Regions from separate parts of the Homo sapiens genome. Here region 1 is linked to region 2. The links are chromatin loops, found by intact Hi-C in ENCODE. Cell type or tissue: heart right ventricle. All regions are shown on one strand. Each heading gives the region's core, and the rest is flanking DNA. Links, peaks and the distances in the headings are about the cores only.

What was found. Hi-C counts contacts between places; a loop is a spot of excess contacts. Peaks named below come from ENCODE experiments on the same cell type or tissue, not always from the same donor. Only the 100,000 strongest peaks of a DNase experiment are listed, where the experiment ranks them.
Region 1: a loop joins it to region 2, with 5 times the contacts of the local background. A loop is called at or near these places in 1 of 110 quality-filtered maps.

What each region holds. Positions count from the first base shown.
Region 1 is chr1:150,890,630-150,898,768 of GRCh38, forward strand. The region is part of intron 1 of CTXND2 (cortexin domain containing 2); the gene reads left to right. It also overlaps a transcript of LOC107985204 not described here. Among named protein-coding and RNA genes, the nearest start is that of CTXND2, 7.6 kb to the left of the region's middle. RefSeq lists enhancers at 936-1,080, 1,815-1,959 and cis regulatory regions at 1,008, 1,887. In heart right ventricle, for the core only: no CTCF peak of the experiment used is centred there; no DNase peak of the experiment used is centred there.
Region 2 is chr1:150,239,699-150,247,837 of GRCh38, forward strand. No RefSeq gene overlaps it. Among named protein-coding and RNA genes, the nearest start is that of ANP32E, 7.7 kb to the left of the region's middle. In heart right ventricle, for the core only: no CTCF peak of the experiment used is centred there; a DNase peak (open chromatin) is centred at 3,521.

The sequences.
Region 1 (8,139 bases), core at 1,698-6,697, 650 kb after region 2:
AGTGGCTGACATTACAGGCATGTGCCACCACGCCTGGCTAATTTTGTATTTTTAGTAGAGACGGGGTTTCTCCATGTTGGTTAGACTGGTCTTGAACTCCCAACCTCAGGTGATCCACCCGCCTCGGCACCCCAAAGTGCTGGGATTACAGACGAGAGCCACCGCGCCTGGCCCAATGTGAAATTTTATACCCTTCACTTTCATGCATTGTGAGTTCTGCAATATTAAATTAAGCATCATTTTCCAGAAAGCTTCAATGCTTCCTGTCTCCATCACTATTCCTTTATTTGGAGTGCTCTTTTCTTGTTCCAAATAGAGCTCAGCCATCACCTCTACAAAGACTTCTATAACTAATACCACTCCCAGCTGAGTTTATTAATCGATGAAGGTTGTACTGTTCATACCCTACACCCAAGAGAAGCAGCATGTTCCTTCTGACATTGGAGTTTCCACATTGACAAACATTTCCTACAGGAAATGGACGTTTGCCCTGTAGAAACTCATATTGATAGAAGAATATCAGGTTAATTCTTGCCTCATGTACGCTACACATTCCTGCCTATCTGATATTTCTTTTCTTTCTTTTTTTTTTTCTTTTTTTGTGAGACGGAGTCTCGCTCTGTCGCCCAGGCTGGAGTGCAGTGGCAGATCTCAGCTCACTACAACCTCCGCCTCTTGGGTTCACACCATTCTCCTGCCTCAGCCTCCCGAGTAGCTAGGACTACAGGCACCCGCCACCATGCCTGGCTAATTTTTCATATTTTTAGTAGAGACAGGGTTTCACTGTGTTAGCCAGGATGGTCTCCATCTCCTGACCTCGTGATCTGCCTGCCTCGGCCTCCCAAAGTGCTGGGATTACAGGCGTGAGCCACTGCACCCGGCCTTATCTGATATTTCTAACACAAACATCTAATGATGTAATTTTCATGTTTACAAGCTTTCCAATGGCTCCCCACTGATTACAAAGCTGAGTCCTGAGTGTTTAATCTGCAACACAAGGTCCCTTGTGAGCTGCCTTTGCTACCAATCCTATCTATTCAGTAAAATATATCTCAAAGTCTTACTGAACAATTGCTGTTTCTCAAACATACTATATTGTCCTCCCTTAAACCTTCATATCTTTACCTGGAATATCTTCTTTCCTTCTCCCCTTTCCCACTTTTAGCTGCCAGATAAACTCATTCTTAGCCCTCAATTCAATTCATGTGTTGGCCTCTTCAGTAAAATCTCCCTTGATTCTTCCCTTTGGGCTTCTTTCCCACTTTACCCAGCAAATTGCTTTGGAATTATTTGCTTTCAGGAAGTACAGATTTTTTTATTTTTCTCTTTAACTTTATAAGATTCAGACAGTTTACTTAGTATAAAATTATACTAGAAATTTGTGATAAGGAGAATAAATGAAAGGAAATCAAAGAAAGATGGAAGTCTCTTGAAATGCACTAATTGAGAGAAGGTGGAAAATTAATAAAATATTCAGGCTGAATAAGTCTAGTGAGATCTGCAAGTGCCAGGGTAAAACAAGATGTCCTTTTTGAGGAATGTAATGATGAATAATGAGAAAATATGTGCCTGAAGTCATAAAGATATGTCATATTTTCTTCTAAAGGTTTTCAAGTTTTCCTTTTACATATAACTAAATGCAATTTTTAAAATAAATATCCTATTTTCCAGTATCTTATTGAATAGTTCATGCTTTTCCTGTGACCAACAATACCCACTGTGTTATAATTCAAGTTTCTGTAAATGTGTGATTTGCCTCTGGGCTCTCTAGGGGTATCTATGCCCACATACCTACCCCGTTGTCATAAACCCTATAGCTTTATAATAAACCTTGATTGCTGATAAGGAAAATCTCTCTACCCTATTCTTTTTCTTCAGAATGTCTTATTCTTCTTCTTCTTTTTTTTTTTTTTTTTTTTATTGAGACAGGGCCTCGCTTTATCATCCAGCCTGGATTGCAGTGGTATGAAATGAACTCGGCTCACTGCAGCCTGAACCTCCCTGGCTTAAGAGATCCTCCCACCGCAGCCTCCCAAGTAGCTGGGACTACAGGTGCCCACCACCAGGCCCAGCTAATTTTTGTAGTTTTTGTAGAGATGGGGTTTTACCATGTTGCTCAGGCTGGTCTTGAACTCCTGACCTCAGGAGATCTGTCAGCCTCAACCTCCCAAAGTGCTAGGACTACGGGCATGAGCCACCATGCCTGGCTTCTATCTTCTCTATCCTTGAGCCTTTGAGTTCCTTCATACGTTTAAGAAAATTGATTTGTCAGTTTTCTCAAAAAATCCTGATGGGATTTTGGTGGAGTTGCATTGTATCCATAGATCAATCTGGGAAGAACTAACTACTATGCTGAATCCACAAACATAGTATATCCCTTCATTTACTTAAGTGTTCTTTAACGACTATCAGTAAAGTTTGGTAATTGTTTCCAAACTGGTCCTAGTCAACTTTTGTTAAACTTATTTTTAAATATCTTACGTATTTTTAATGCCATTGTAAATGATGCTTTTTTAAAAATTACATTTTCTTGTGTGTTGCTGGTATTTAGAAATATAATTGACTTATGTATCTTATCCAGCCACCTTGCTAAGCTCTAATTATCTCACATTTTTCTTTAGACTCATCTGCGGGCAATGACGTCTGTGAATAGTAAACTTTTGTTTTCTTCTTTTTCAATCCATTTTTTTTCATCTTATCTTACTGCACTGGCTAGGACTTCCAGAATTATGTTACATAAAAGTTAATATAGTGAACATTTTTGTCTGGTTCCTGATTTTAAAAGGAAAATCTTTCAACTGTTGCCCATTAAGTAGTAGGTTTGCTATAGTTTTTTTTGTTGTTGTTTGGACAGGCTGTCACTCTGTCACCCAGGCTGGAAGACAGTGATGCTATCATGGTTCACTATGGCCTTGATCTCCGGGCTTCAAGTGATCATCCCACTTCAGCCTCCTGAGTAGCTGGAAGTACAGACATGCACCATCTTGCCTGGCTAATTTTTAAATTTTTTTAGAGAGACGGGTCTCACTATGTTGCCCCGGCTGGTCTCAAACTCCTAGCCTCAAGCAATCCTGCTGCCTCAGCCTCCCAAAATGCTGGGATTACAGGTATGAGCCACCATACCCAGCCTATACATTTTTTATGGATACCCCCACTTATGCCTAGTGTTCCATTATTGGAACCCTAAGCATGTGGGGGTTATTTATGTCCTACTGCTCAAGGTCATCACCAAGGTCTGATTGCAAAAATTCAAAAAATTGCACCCTCAGGCATAAATGGGTTAAAGGAGCTCCTTTCTATCCCTATTTTGCTAAGAATATTAACATAGGTGTTTTATATTAGTATCTTTTTTTTCTTTTTTTTTAACCAGAGATGGGGGCGTCTCACTATGTTGCTCAGGCTGGTCTCGAACTCCTGGACTCAGGCAATCCTCCTGTCTTGGCTAGTATTAAGTTTTATCAAATGCTTTTTCTGTAATCATTGAGGTAATTTTTTCATTTAATCTATATATTAAATGTCACTTACAGGTTTTCTCATGTAAACTACCCTTGCATTTCTGGGAAAAACTCAGCTTGGTATTTGTGTCAATCAGGATTTATTTGCAGGGAATAGAAACTTTCTAGTTATTTAAAACAGAAGTAGGATTCTTAGTTACACATGACCGAAAAGCCCAACTCAAATGGGATTAAAGACTACAATGGAAAAATATGAATTTGCTAATTATAGGGCACAAGATTTTATAGATGTTCAATAAATCAAGCTTGTTAATTGTATTATTCAAATATTCTATATCTTCACTGATTTTTGCCTAGTCAACCTATTAATACTTGAGAAGAATGTGTGTTCTATCTACCATAATGGTGGTTTATATCTATTTCTCTCTAGAGTTCTATTGCTTTCTTATTTAAGACTGTTTTATTAGATGCATATAATGTATTTATTTATTTATTTTATTTAGCGGGTACAAGTGCAGATTTCTCACATGCATATATCAATGTGGTAAAGTCTGGACTTTCAGTGTACCCATGTAGGTACATATAATTTAGAATTGTTATATCTTCCTACTGAATTGAACCCTTGATCATTATTTATTAATCCTCTCTATCCTTAATAATGCTTTTTGTGGCCAGGCACAGTGGTTCATGCCTGTAATCCCAGCATTTTGGGAGACTGAGGCGGGTGGATCACCTGAGGTCAGGAGTTTGAGACCAGCCTGGCCAACATGGTGAAACCCCACCTCTACTAAAAATAAAAAATTAGCCGGATGTGGTGGCGCGTGCCTGTAGTCTCAGCTACTCAGGAGGCTGACACAGGAGAATTGCTTGAACCAGGAGGAGGTTGTAGTGAGCCGAGATCGCACCACTGCACCCCAGCCTGGGTGACACAGTGAGACTCCGTCCCCCTCAAAAAAACATATATATATACATATATATATATATGATGCTTTTTGTATTTAGTTCTATTTTGTCTGATATTAATATAGCTATAAAATTTTATAGATATAAAATTTTATTTTGGCTAGTCTTTACCAAATATGCCTTTTTCTATCCCTTTTATTTTCAGCCTTTCCATGTCTTTAAATTTTAGGTGAATTTTTAAAAAATAGACTATAGCTAGATTGGGGCCAAGACCAAAGAATGGATGTTTGTCATTTTTTGTCTGCCCAACATCCAACTACCCTTCCTGTTTGGGGAAATCTTTTTTTTCTTTTTTTTTCTTTTTTTAATTTTGTGTGACGAAGTCTCTTTCTGTTGCCCAGGCTGCAGTGCAGAGACGCGATCTCAGCTCACTGCAACCTCCACCTCTCAGGTTCAAGTGATCTTCCTACCTCAGCATCCCAATTATCTGGAATTATAGGTGCGCACCACTACGCCCAGCTAATTTTTGTATTTTCAGTAGAGATGGGCTTTCACTATGTTGACTAGGCTGGTCTTGAACTCCTGACCTCAAGTGATCCACCTGCCTCGACCTCCCAAAGTGTTGGGATGATTACAGGCGTGAGCCACTGCACCCGGCCATGAAGAAGTCTTTCTTCACATGAATCTGTCAGAAACAATTCCCACTGCGGAGGCCTAGAGAAATCAAATATTCCCTCTTCCACCCTCTGGCAGCCAAGGTGTTAGTGCATGACTCAGCCTTGACCAGTCAGATGCTCTAGCCAGAGACTAGACTATTGAGTGACACAAAGATGACACAATTTATAATTCAGCCATGCCAGAGGCAGCAGTATCCAATGACAGTAGCAGCAGTGCTCGGCAACAGCAGTGTCTGGTGGTGGCAATGTCTAATGCCAGCATTGCCCTAACCAGACTTTTCCTGTGCTCTCCCTGGCTATGGTTCCTGATGGCTGGCTTCTCTTGATTTCTGTCTGTTTATAAGACTAGTTCTCTTTCTGAGAGCTATCTGACCTCTTTACAATAAATATATTTTCTGTTTAACGGAGAATCCGTTCCTGTTGCTTGCAAACAAGAATGTGTTCTTTTTTCCTCTGGAAAGGAGCAGGAGAGATGATAGGTAGGGGGAATATGTGAGGTTTGAATTTGCTGGAGCCATTCTTGATACCGTAAGGGAAGCCAAACTGGGGATTAAATCAACATAGAAGAAAGGCAGGGTTAAGAAAAGCCATAGACACATAAAGGCAGAACCCTGATACTTTGAATCACTGGATTCAGCCATAGCTAAAGGTAGTCTCACTCTGGACTTTTTGGCCATATGAGTCAATAAATTCCATTTTATTTTTAAGTCTCATGTGAGTGGGCTTTTCTGTCACTCGCAACCAAAAGCATCCTACCTGATACCTTTCTGTTCTGCCTGTGAAAAGGAATCCCTCACTTAATTCTGCAAATAGGCTTTCAGCTGCTATTCTACTTCTCTTCTTTCTTTCCTAGTTGAACTTCTCATAAATGATTTAAAATCTTAGTGTCTTTATTTCCTCACTGTCCTTTGCTGCTTTATCCACTAAAACCTGGATTCCTTCTTTACTACTATAACACTATTTCCTTTTAGATCACCAGTAGTCTTCTCCTGTCTTAATTCAGTGCCAACACCATATCTCAAAGTCATTCATTCATTCAACAAAGTTTTACATACCCACTTTAGAAACATATAGGGCTACATTCATTCACTGAACAAATATTTATTGAACATCTAATATATCCCAGACTTTTAGGATAAACAAATTCTATATGATCCCTACTCTCATAAAGGATTACAATTTTATCAGCCAGTACAGACTAAAGTAATATAATAAATTATAGTGAATATTACTGAAAGATCTCCCTAGAAAATTTATATTTAAGCAAAGCCTAGAAGTTGAATATAGAGGGAAGAGAATAACACAAAGAGAATGTTAAAGGAAAAGGCTTGAAAGCAAAGGGGAAGAGAGGGGCAGGCAAAATTCATGGAACTGTGAGAAGCCCACTATTGCCAGGTTAGAAAGTACAAGGGACAGAGAGGTAAGAAATAAGGTTAGAATAAATTGTCAAGAGCCTTGGAGCCCCATTAAGACAGTGGGAAGCTGAAAACAGATTTTGATCAGATGACTGATCAATTTGCATTTATTAAAGATCACTTTGTAGTTTGGAGGGGAATAAGAGTGTTTTCAGGAAATCAGAGTGTATTTACAGGAGGCTGGCATTTGATGGCCTGGAGTACAGAGGTGGCTGGAAAGAAACAGAGAAGAAAATTTATGTGAGAAATATTTTGGAAATAGGCCCAAAAGGGGTCTCACTGTCGCCCAGGCTGGAGTGCAGTGGCACAATATTGGCTCACTGCAATCTCTACTTCCCAGGCTCAAGTGATTCTCCAGCATCAGCCTCCCAAGTAGCTGGGTCTTTAGGCATAAGCCACCACACCGGCTAACTTTTGTATGGTTTGTAGAAATGGGGTTTCTCCATGTTGCCTAGGCTGGTCTCAAACTCCAAGCTCAAGCGATCCACCTGCCTCAGCCTCCCAAGTGCTGGGATTACAGGCATGAGCCACCACAGGCCAGCCTCCAAAAGGATATTAATAGATACAGGGAGTGAGAAATCACTGCAATTTTGAATGCAAAAATGCATATGACCTTGTTCTGAAAGAGCACTATAGAAAGGACAAGATACATAAACAATGTGATATATCTATAAATAATATATATATACACCCAAAGGGTGGTACAGATATTTACCAATATTTCCATACTTTTTAGCCATTGGGAGGAACTCTGGACCACTTTTCTCTCATCCTAGGTCTTAGGACAACTTCCTTGCAATTCTCTGGCAAGGTACAACTCTGTACCATAATGACCACAACTCATGATATTGTTTCACAGAGCAGTTTAGCTCTGCATCATCCCAATTAACTCTTTACCAAACAAGATTTTAGCTTTGCTTGTGTGTAACCAAAACACCCATTAAACCACTTTTCAAAACAAATCTATTGGCTTTTTTCTATTTAAGAGACATGGTCTTGCTTTGTTGCCCAGGCTAGCCTCAAACTCCTGGGCTCAAGCAATCCTCCCAAGAAGCTAGCACTATAGATGTGGGGTTTTTTTTTTTGTCTTTCTAGGATGATGTTCAGGGCACTTTCTCTCATGATGTGCTTTTTATAGGTTTCTCAGAAATTCCCCCATTAAGGTTATTTATCTGCAGATGCCTCAGAGTCAATCTCCTTCTTCCCATTGGACTTTACAATGCTGAGTCTAATATATTTACCTCTAGCCACATTCTGTTAAAGTAACTTCATCCTAAGTTGAATTCCACCTAAGAGGAAGCCCTCTTGGGTGGAATCTTCTTTTATATGACCTCAGACTGGACCCTATCTGTGGAGTCCATATCTGGCCCTCAAGATTTAAAAAATCCCCCTTACTGGCCGGGCGTGGTGGCTCAAGCTTGTAATCCCAGCACGTTGGGAGGTCAAGGCGGGCGGATCACAAGGTCAAGAGATGGAGACCATCCTGGCCAACATGGCAAAACCCTGTCTCTACTAAAAATACAAAAATTAGCTGGGCGTGGTGGTGCCCGCCTGTAGTCCCAGCTACTCAGGAAACTGAGGCAGAAGAATTGCTCGAACCCAGGAGGCAGAGGTTGCAGTGAGCTGAGATCGTGCCACTGCACTTCAGCCTGGCCACAGAGCAAGATTCTGACTCAAAAAAAAAAAAAA
Region 2 (8,139 bases), core at 1,577-6,576:
CCACCCTGCTCTGTAACCCAGAACCTATATGGACTGCGTGAAGTCCTGTGGCTTCCTGGACTTGGTCCTGATAGGAAATCAAGTCAGGAGGAAAGTGAGGTTGGACATTTATTCCCCAGCTTCCTCTCTGCCAGGTCCATACAAAATGGCTGAGTCCCTCTAAGGAAAGCCATAGATGGTGTCAGAACTGTGGTGGACACTGTGATGTACCACCCAGCTTTTCCTTCAGGAATGAGGAACTTGTTCCTGTAGCTGCTGGGAGTACTACTGGAAGATGACCCTAAACTGTCAGCCCTTTTAGGGGATTGCCTGGCTCAAGATTACCTCACTCAAGGTTATACCTCCTTTTGGGGAAGCCTGAATCCAACGAGTGATTAACACAGAGGTGTAAAGGACCAGCCTGCCCTTTTGCCCAGTTTTAGACAAACTCAGAAGGGTCATCCCAGCTCCAGAGCACCCTGTTGGGGTCAGCTGAGGCCTTCGTTAGGATGGCATTGCCATTCAGTTTCTCTCTCTACTTCATCCTGCTTCTTTCTTCTTCCTCCCACAGGTAATGGTCCCAATATCACTCAACAACAAATGTCCCAACATCTCAGTCTGCTTCCTGGGGACATGTGACAGTGGCTCTCTCCAAATACCTACCCTCTGAGAACGCCCAAACTAACCTATAAAAGCAATCACCTAGAGAAGCCTTGAGACCATGTGAAGAGAGTGACAGGTGCCCAGCCAGCCCCCAGCTTCTTCAACCCCCATTTCCAGTTGCAGCCACCATCTGACCTCATGAGAGATCCTGAGTCAGAACCAGCCAGCTCAGCCTTTCCCAAACTCCTGTGTCACAGAAATCACCAGAAATAATAAAATAATCATTATTCTTTTAAATATCTAAATTTGGGGTTGTTAGGTAGCAATAGTAATTGGAACAACTTCCTAGCACACATTTTTCTGATCAAATCTCACTAGTGCACCGGGCACAGTGGCTCACGCCTGTAATCCTAGTACTTTGGGAGGCTGAGGTGGGCAGATTACTTGAGGTCAGGAGTTCGAAACCAGCCTGGCCAACATGGTGAAACCTTGTCTCTACTAAAAATACAAAAACTTAGACGGGCGTTGTGGTGGACACCTGTAATCCCAGCTACCTGGGAGGCTGAAACAGGAGAATTGCTTGAACCCAGGAGGCAGAGGTTGTGGTGAGCCGAGATCGTGCCATTGCACTCCAGCCTGGGTGACAGAGTGAGACTCCATCTCAAAAAAAAACAAAAACAAACAAACAAACAAAATCTCACTAGTGCCCTTTTTGTTCTGTGATGACAGGTGATAGTCATTCTGCTCCTTTTAGTTTTGCTTATGCTATTTTCTACCTTAAACAAAACAAATTCCCTCCTCTGAATTCTCAGCACTTATTAAATGTTCTACTCATTTAGCATTTACCCTATGATGCCTTGCAACATCTCATATATGTTTGTGTGTGTGCGTGTTTTTGTTTTTTTTTTTTGAGACAGAGCTCACTCCATTGCCCAGGCTAGAAGTAAGTGGCGAGATCTTGGCTCACTGCAACCTCCGCCTCCCGGGCTCAAGCAACTCTCCTGCCTCAGCCTCCTGAGTAGCTGGGACTACAGCTGTGCACTACCACACCTGGCTAATTTTTGTATTTTTAGTAGAGATGGGGTTTCACCATGTTAGCCAGGCTGGTCTTGAACTCCTGACCTCAGGTGATCCACCCACTTCGGCCTCCCAAAGTGCTGGGATTACAGGGGTGAGGCACTATGCCCGGTCTCATATATGTTATTTAACTCTGATTGCTCCCAACTAGATTGGAATTTCCTACAGGGAAATTAAGTCAGTTAACTTGGCTTTCTCTGGCATCACTCATAGGAGTGGGCACAGTGCTGAGCACAGAGTGGGTATTTAAGACAGTTTTAATAATTGATTATACCTCAAATAAGTCTCAGCTAGTAGTTTAAATTCATACTTCTTTTTTTTTTGACAGAGTCTCGCTCTGTAGCCAGGCTGGAGTGCAGTGGCACGATCTCAGCCCACTGCAACCTCCGACTCCCTGGTTCAAGCGATTCTCCTGCCTCAGCCTCCGGAGTAGCTGAGATTACAGGCACGTGCCACCACGCCCAGCTAATTTTTGTATTTTTAGTAGAGATGGGGTTTCACCATGTTGGCCAGGATGGTCTTGATCTCCTGACCTCGTGGTTTGCCCACCTTGGCCTCCCAAAGTGCTGGGATTACAGGCGTGAGCCACCACGCCCTGCCTTTAAATTCATACTTCTATTAGGAAATAATTTGGTTGATGCTTTCTTGGGGAATAGGTGATGGAGTAGGAGTTAAGAATAACTACAAGCCAGGTGCAGTGGCTCACGCCTGTAATCCTAGCACTGTGGGAGGCCGAGGCGGGCGGATCACGAGGTCAGGAGATCGAGATCACCCTGGCCAACATGATGAAACCCCGTCTCTAGTAAAACTACAGGAATTATCTGGGTGTGGTGGCACGTGCCTGTAATCCCAGCTACTCAGGAGGCTGAGGCAGGAGAAATGCTTGAACCTGGGAGGCAGAGATTGCAGTGAGCTGAGACTGCACCATTGTACTTCAGCCTGAGTGACAGAGCAAGCCTCTGTCTAAAAAAAAAAAAAAAAAAAAAAAGAATAGCTACAGACTGCTGTTCTGCTCTTCTCTTAACCTTTTCACTTTCCCTTTTCCAAACTAGTTAATTTGCAGTTTAAAGATAAAGGTAGGCCAGTGCAACTAATGCATTTTCTCCAGAGTTTAAACTCACTTGGAACCACCAGAAATCATTCCCACTCATACCACTAAGAAATCCTGTCCCAGAAAACCACCCAACAGGGTCACTACTGCTCTCCTTAGCACTAGGAGAGATGATCAATACCCAGAGAACACCAATAATTCTAGATGCCCACTGTGCTAATATGTTTTGAGAACCTTCCAGGTCAACACCTTTTAAGGCAATGTAGGTTTTTATATTTGTACAGGACCTTAGAGTTAGGGGATATATGTCTATATATTTATATTCTATCTATAGATCTAAAGTGAGTTACTTTTACAAAAAAAACAAAAACAAAAACAAAAAACACTGAATTTTATGAGGTTAAGTGGTGTGGTAAATTGTCTGCAAAAGTAGAAAAATAGTCATCAACAGTTTCTCCCATCCCTGTGCACACACCACACTCCCCCCATCAGGAGGTGGAGTCTGTTTCTTTTCCCCTTGAATCTGGGCTAGTCTTATGACTTGCTTTCACCAATAGAATGTAGTGGAAATAACACTGTGCCAGTTCTGGGCCTATTCCTTAAGAGACCTGGCAGTTTCCGCTTTGCTCTTTGGGAAGCCATTTCTCATATAAAGAAGTCTAACTACCCTATTGGAGAGAGTGGCCATGTATCTTTCATTGTAGATAGAGGCCCTGGGAAATGAGAGATTATGAAGGGAGAGAGAGCCTAGACATCCTCCAGCTGTCCCAGCCAACCAGTGCAGGCCCCAGCCATGCAAGTGAAGTTGACTTGGATCCTCCAGCCTTTTGTCAAGCTGCCCAGCCAACACCATGTGGAGTAGAGACAGGCTATTCCACTATGTTCTGGCCAAATTAAAGAATCTTTCTCTTTTTTTCTTTTTTTTTTTTGAGACAGAATTTTGCTCTTGTTGCCCAGGCTAGAGTGCAACGGCATGATCTTTGCTCACCGCAACCTCCGCCTCCTGAGTTCAAGCGATTCTCCTGCCTCAGGCTCCTGAGTAGCTGGGATTTCAGGCATGCACAACCATGCCTGGCTAATTTTGTATTTTTTTTAGTAGAGATGGGGGTTTCTCCATGTTGGTCAGGCTGGTCTCGAACTCCCAAACTCAGGTGATCCACCTGCCTCGGCTTCCCAAAGCGCTGGGATTACAGGCGTGAGCCATCACGCCTGGCCTAAAGAATTTTGAGTACAGCCAGATGTGATGGCTCACACCTATAATCCTAGCACTCTGGGAGGCCAAGGTGGCCAGATCACGAGGTCAGAAGTTTGAGACCAGCCTGATCAAGATGATGAAACCCTGTCTCTACTAAAAATACAAAAATTAGCCGGGCATGGTGGCACACACCTGTAATCCCAGCTACTCAGGAGGCTGAGGCAGGAGAATCGCTTGAACCTGGGAGGCGGAGGTTGCAGTGAGCCGAGACTGCACCACTGCACTCCATCATGGGCAACACGAGTGAAACTCCATCTCAAAAAGAAAAAAAAAAGAATCTTGAGTAAGGCCAGATGTGGTGGCTCACACCTGTAATCCTAGCACTTTGGGAGGCAGAGGCAGGCGGATCGTTTGAGCACAAGCGTTTGAGACCACTGTAGGCAACATGGCAAAAATCCATCTCTACAAAAAATACAAAAAATTAGCCAGGCATCGTGGCATATACCTGTAGTCTCAGTTACTTGGGAGGCTGAGGTAGGAGAACCAACTAAGCCATGGAGGTCCAGGCTGCAATGAGCCAAGATCATCCCACTGCACTCCAGCCTGGGTGACAGAGTAAGACCCTGTCTCAAACAAACAACAACAACAGCAAAAGAATATTGAATAAATAAAGCATAGTTGTTGTTTTAAACTACTCATTTTTAAGGTTGTTTATTAATTATTAATAAGTAAACAATAGCAATAATAGATAACTAGAAGATAACTAAAACAAGAGGTAGTGATTAGTAATTTGTAAATATGAAACTCAAATTCATTTCCTCTATTTCCTCTTTTTCGAAGTTCAACTCTTTTTCCAAAGGTTACCAATAGAATCCTGTTTAATTCATGGGTGCACAAAAAGTTCTGCTCCCTAAAATATCATTCTTATTATTTATTGATGCTCAAAATGCCACAAATAGATACTCAATCTTATGACTCCCATTGAGATACAAAAACTCCAGGATGACTAACAAGTAAACTTTTTTTTTTTTTTTTGTAGACAGGGTCTGGCTCTATCACCCAGGTTGGGGTGCAGTGGTGGGATCTCAGCTCACTGCAACCTATACATCCCAGGCTCAAGTTATCCTCCCACCTCAACTCCCCAAGTAGCAGTTATCCTCTCACCTCAATTCCCCAAGTATCTGGGACTACAGGCATGCCTGGTTAGTTTTGGGTTTTTTTGTTTTTGTTTTTTTGTATTTTTAGTAGAGACAGAGTTTCACCATGTCGCCCAGGCTGGTCTCGAACTCTTGAGCTCAAGTGATCCTCCCACCTTGGCCTCCCAAAGTGCTGAGATTACAGGCGTGAGCCACTGCAATCAGCCTAGTAAACTTGATTAATCTATTAAACCTTTGTTGAATATCTTTATCAAATAATTTTTAGAAAAGATTCTGATTGGCAGCATGAAAACTATAAAATGATCAAACTACCCTATATTTTCCAGGATTTTTCAAGTTTTTTCTTTAATTTGGGATCCTCTTCTCTGTAGAGATTGTCAGTAAATGGTGAAGAGAGAAGATTGCATATTGTTACGGTAAACTTCTTTTTTTTTTTTTTTTTTGAGACAGAGTCTCTCTCTGTCGCCCAGGCTGGAGTGCAGTGGCGCGATCCCGGCTCACTGCAAGCTCCGTCTCCCGGGTTCACGCCATTCTCCTGCCTCAGCCTCTTGAGTAGCTGGGATTACAAGCGCCCACCACCACGCCCGACTATTTTTTTGTATTTTTAGTAGAGATGGGGTGTCAACGTGTTAGCCAGGATGGTCTTGATCTCCTGACCTCGTGATCCGCCCGCCTCGGCCTCCCAAAGTGCTGGGATTACAGGCATGAGCCACTGCGCCCGGCCAGTAAACTCTTGATTACTGCCATGTGAATACAAAATTCTGCGGAATATCTGCAAAAATATAAAATTCTAGGTTGAGCTTTCCCAGTTTGAATCACCTCTCTACATGCTAAGGGAGTGAGTGTAAACAAGTTCTAACATTAGCCAAAGTCAAACAAAATTAGAAGAGTAAGTCTCCTAGAAACAAATCCATATTGCAATATCAAATAGATATGATTTAGAGATTTTGGCTGGGTGCGGTGGCTCACACCTGTAATCCCAGCACTTTGGGAGGCTGAGGCGGGTGGATCACGAGGTCAGGAGATCGAGACCATCCTTGTCAATATGGTAAAACCTGGTCTCTACTAAAAATACAAAAATTAGCTGGGCATGGTGTCACGTACCTGTAATCCCAGCTACTCAGGAGGCTGAGGCAGGAGAATTGCTTGAACCTGGGAGGTGGAGGTTGCAGTGAGCTGAGTTTGCCCACTGCATTCCAGCCTGGGCAACAAAGAGAGAGACTCCATCTCAAAAAATAAAAATCAAAAAAATTTACAAATTTATCTTACGGCAACTCTTTGTCATCTGTGCTACTGGATAAACACAGTAATTCTGTCACCCAGGCTGGAGAACAATGGCATGATATTGGCTTACTACAACCTCCGCCTGCTGGTTCAAGCAATTTTCCTGCCTCAGCCTCCTGAGTAGCTGGGACTACAGGAGTGCACCATCACGCCCAGCTAATTTTTGTATTTTGTTTTTGAGACAGAGTTTTGGTCTTGTTGCCCAGGCTAGAGTGCAATGGGGCAATCTTAGCTCACTGCAATCTCTGCCTCCCAGATTCAAGCGATTCTCCTGCCTCAGCCTCCCAAGTAGCTGGGATTACAGGCATGCACCAGCATGCTCGGCTAATTTTTGTATTTTCAGTAGAGACGGGGTTTCCTCATGTTGGCCAGGCTGGTCTCAAACTCCTGACCTCAAGTGATCCATCCCCCTCAGCCTCCCAAAATGTTGAGATTATAGGCATGAGCCACGGTGCCCGGCCAAATTTGTAATTTTGGTAACAAGGTTACCTTCAAAACATAACTTGAGGCTAGGTCCAGTGGCTGACACCTGTAATCACAGCACTTTGGAAGCCTGAGGCAGAGGATTGCTTGAGCCCAGAAGTTCTAAACCAGCCTGTGCAATATAGCAAGATCCTGTCTCTAATTAAAAAAAAAAAAAAAAAAAAAAAAAAAGGTAAGGGCGCGGTGGCTCACACCTGTAATCCCAGCATTTTGGGAGGTCGAGGCGGGTGGATCACCTGATGTCAGGAGTTCGAGACCAGCCTGGCCAACATGGTGAAACCCTGTCTCTACTAAAAAAATACAAAAATTAGCTGGGTGTGGTGGCAGGTGCCTATAATCCCAGCTACTCAGCAGGCTGAGGTAGGAGAATCGCTTGAACCTGGGAGGCGGAGATTGCAGTGAGCCAAGATCGTGCCATTGTACTGCAGCCTGGGCAACAAGAGCGAAACTCCATCTCAAATTAAAAAAAAAAAAAAAAAAAAGGACCAAGCATAGTGGCTCACACCTGTAATCTCAACACTTTGGAAGGCTGAGGAGGATTGCTTCAGGAGTTCAAGACCAGCCTGGGCAACATGGGGAGACCCTGTCTCTACAAAAAATAAAAAATTAGCTGGGCGTGGTGGTGCCCACCTGTGGTCCCAGCTACTCAGGAGGCTGGGGTGGGAGGATCGCTTGAGCCCAGGAGGTTGAGGCTAGAGTGAGCTGTCATTTTGCCACTGCAATCAATCAATAAAAACTGAAAACTTATGGTTAATATGGAGAATTTAATATCTATATTTACCTATATTTCCTCCCAAATCTTAATAAAATGACTTTGAAAGAATGAGATCTAAATACAAAGGACAAAGAGAATGAGCAAGAAGACAACTGAGGAGAGACCTCAACAAAATTTTGGAATCTGTAAAGCTGATGAACAATGTAGTTCAGATATGCTTCTTTACTTCTGAGGTTTCCTCTTTTTTTTTTTTTTTTTTGAGACAGAGTCTCGTTCTGTTGCCCAGGCTGGAGCACACTGGCGCGATCTCGGCTCACTGCAGCCTCCGCCTCCCAGGTTCAAGCGATTCTCCTGTCTCAGCCTCCTAAGTAGCTGGGACTACAAGCGCGCAGCACCATGCCCGGCTAATTTTTTGTATTTTTAGTAGATATGGGGTTTAACTGGCTGGGCGCGGTGTCTCACGCCTGTAATCCCAGCATTTTGGGAGGCTGAGGCAGGAGAATCGCTTGCACCGGGGAGGCAGAGGTTGCAGTGAGCCAAGATCGCGCCATTGCACTCCGGTCTGGGCAACAAGAGTGAAAATCAGTCTCAAAAA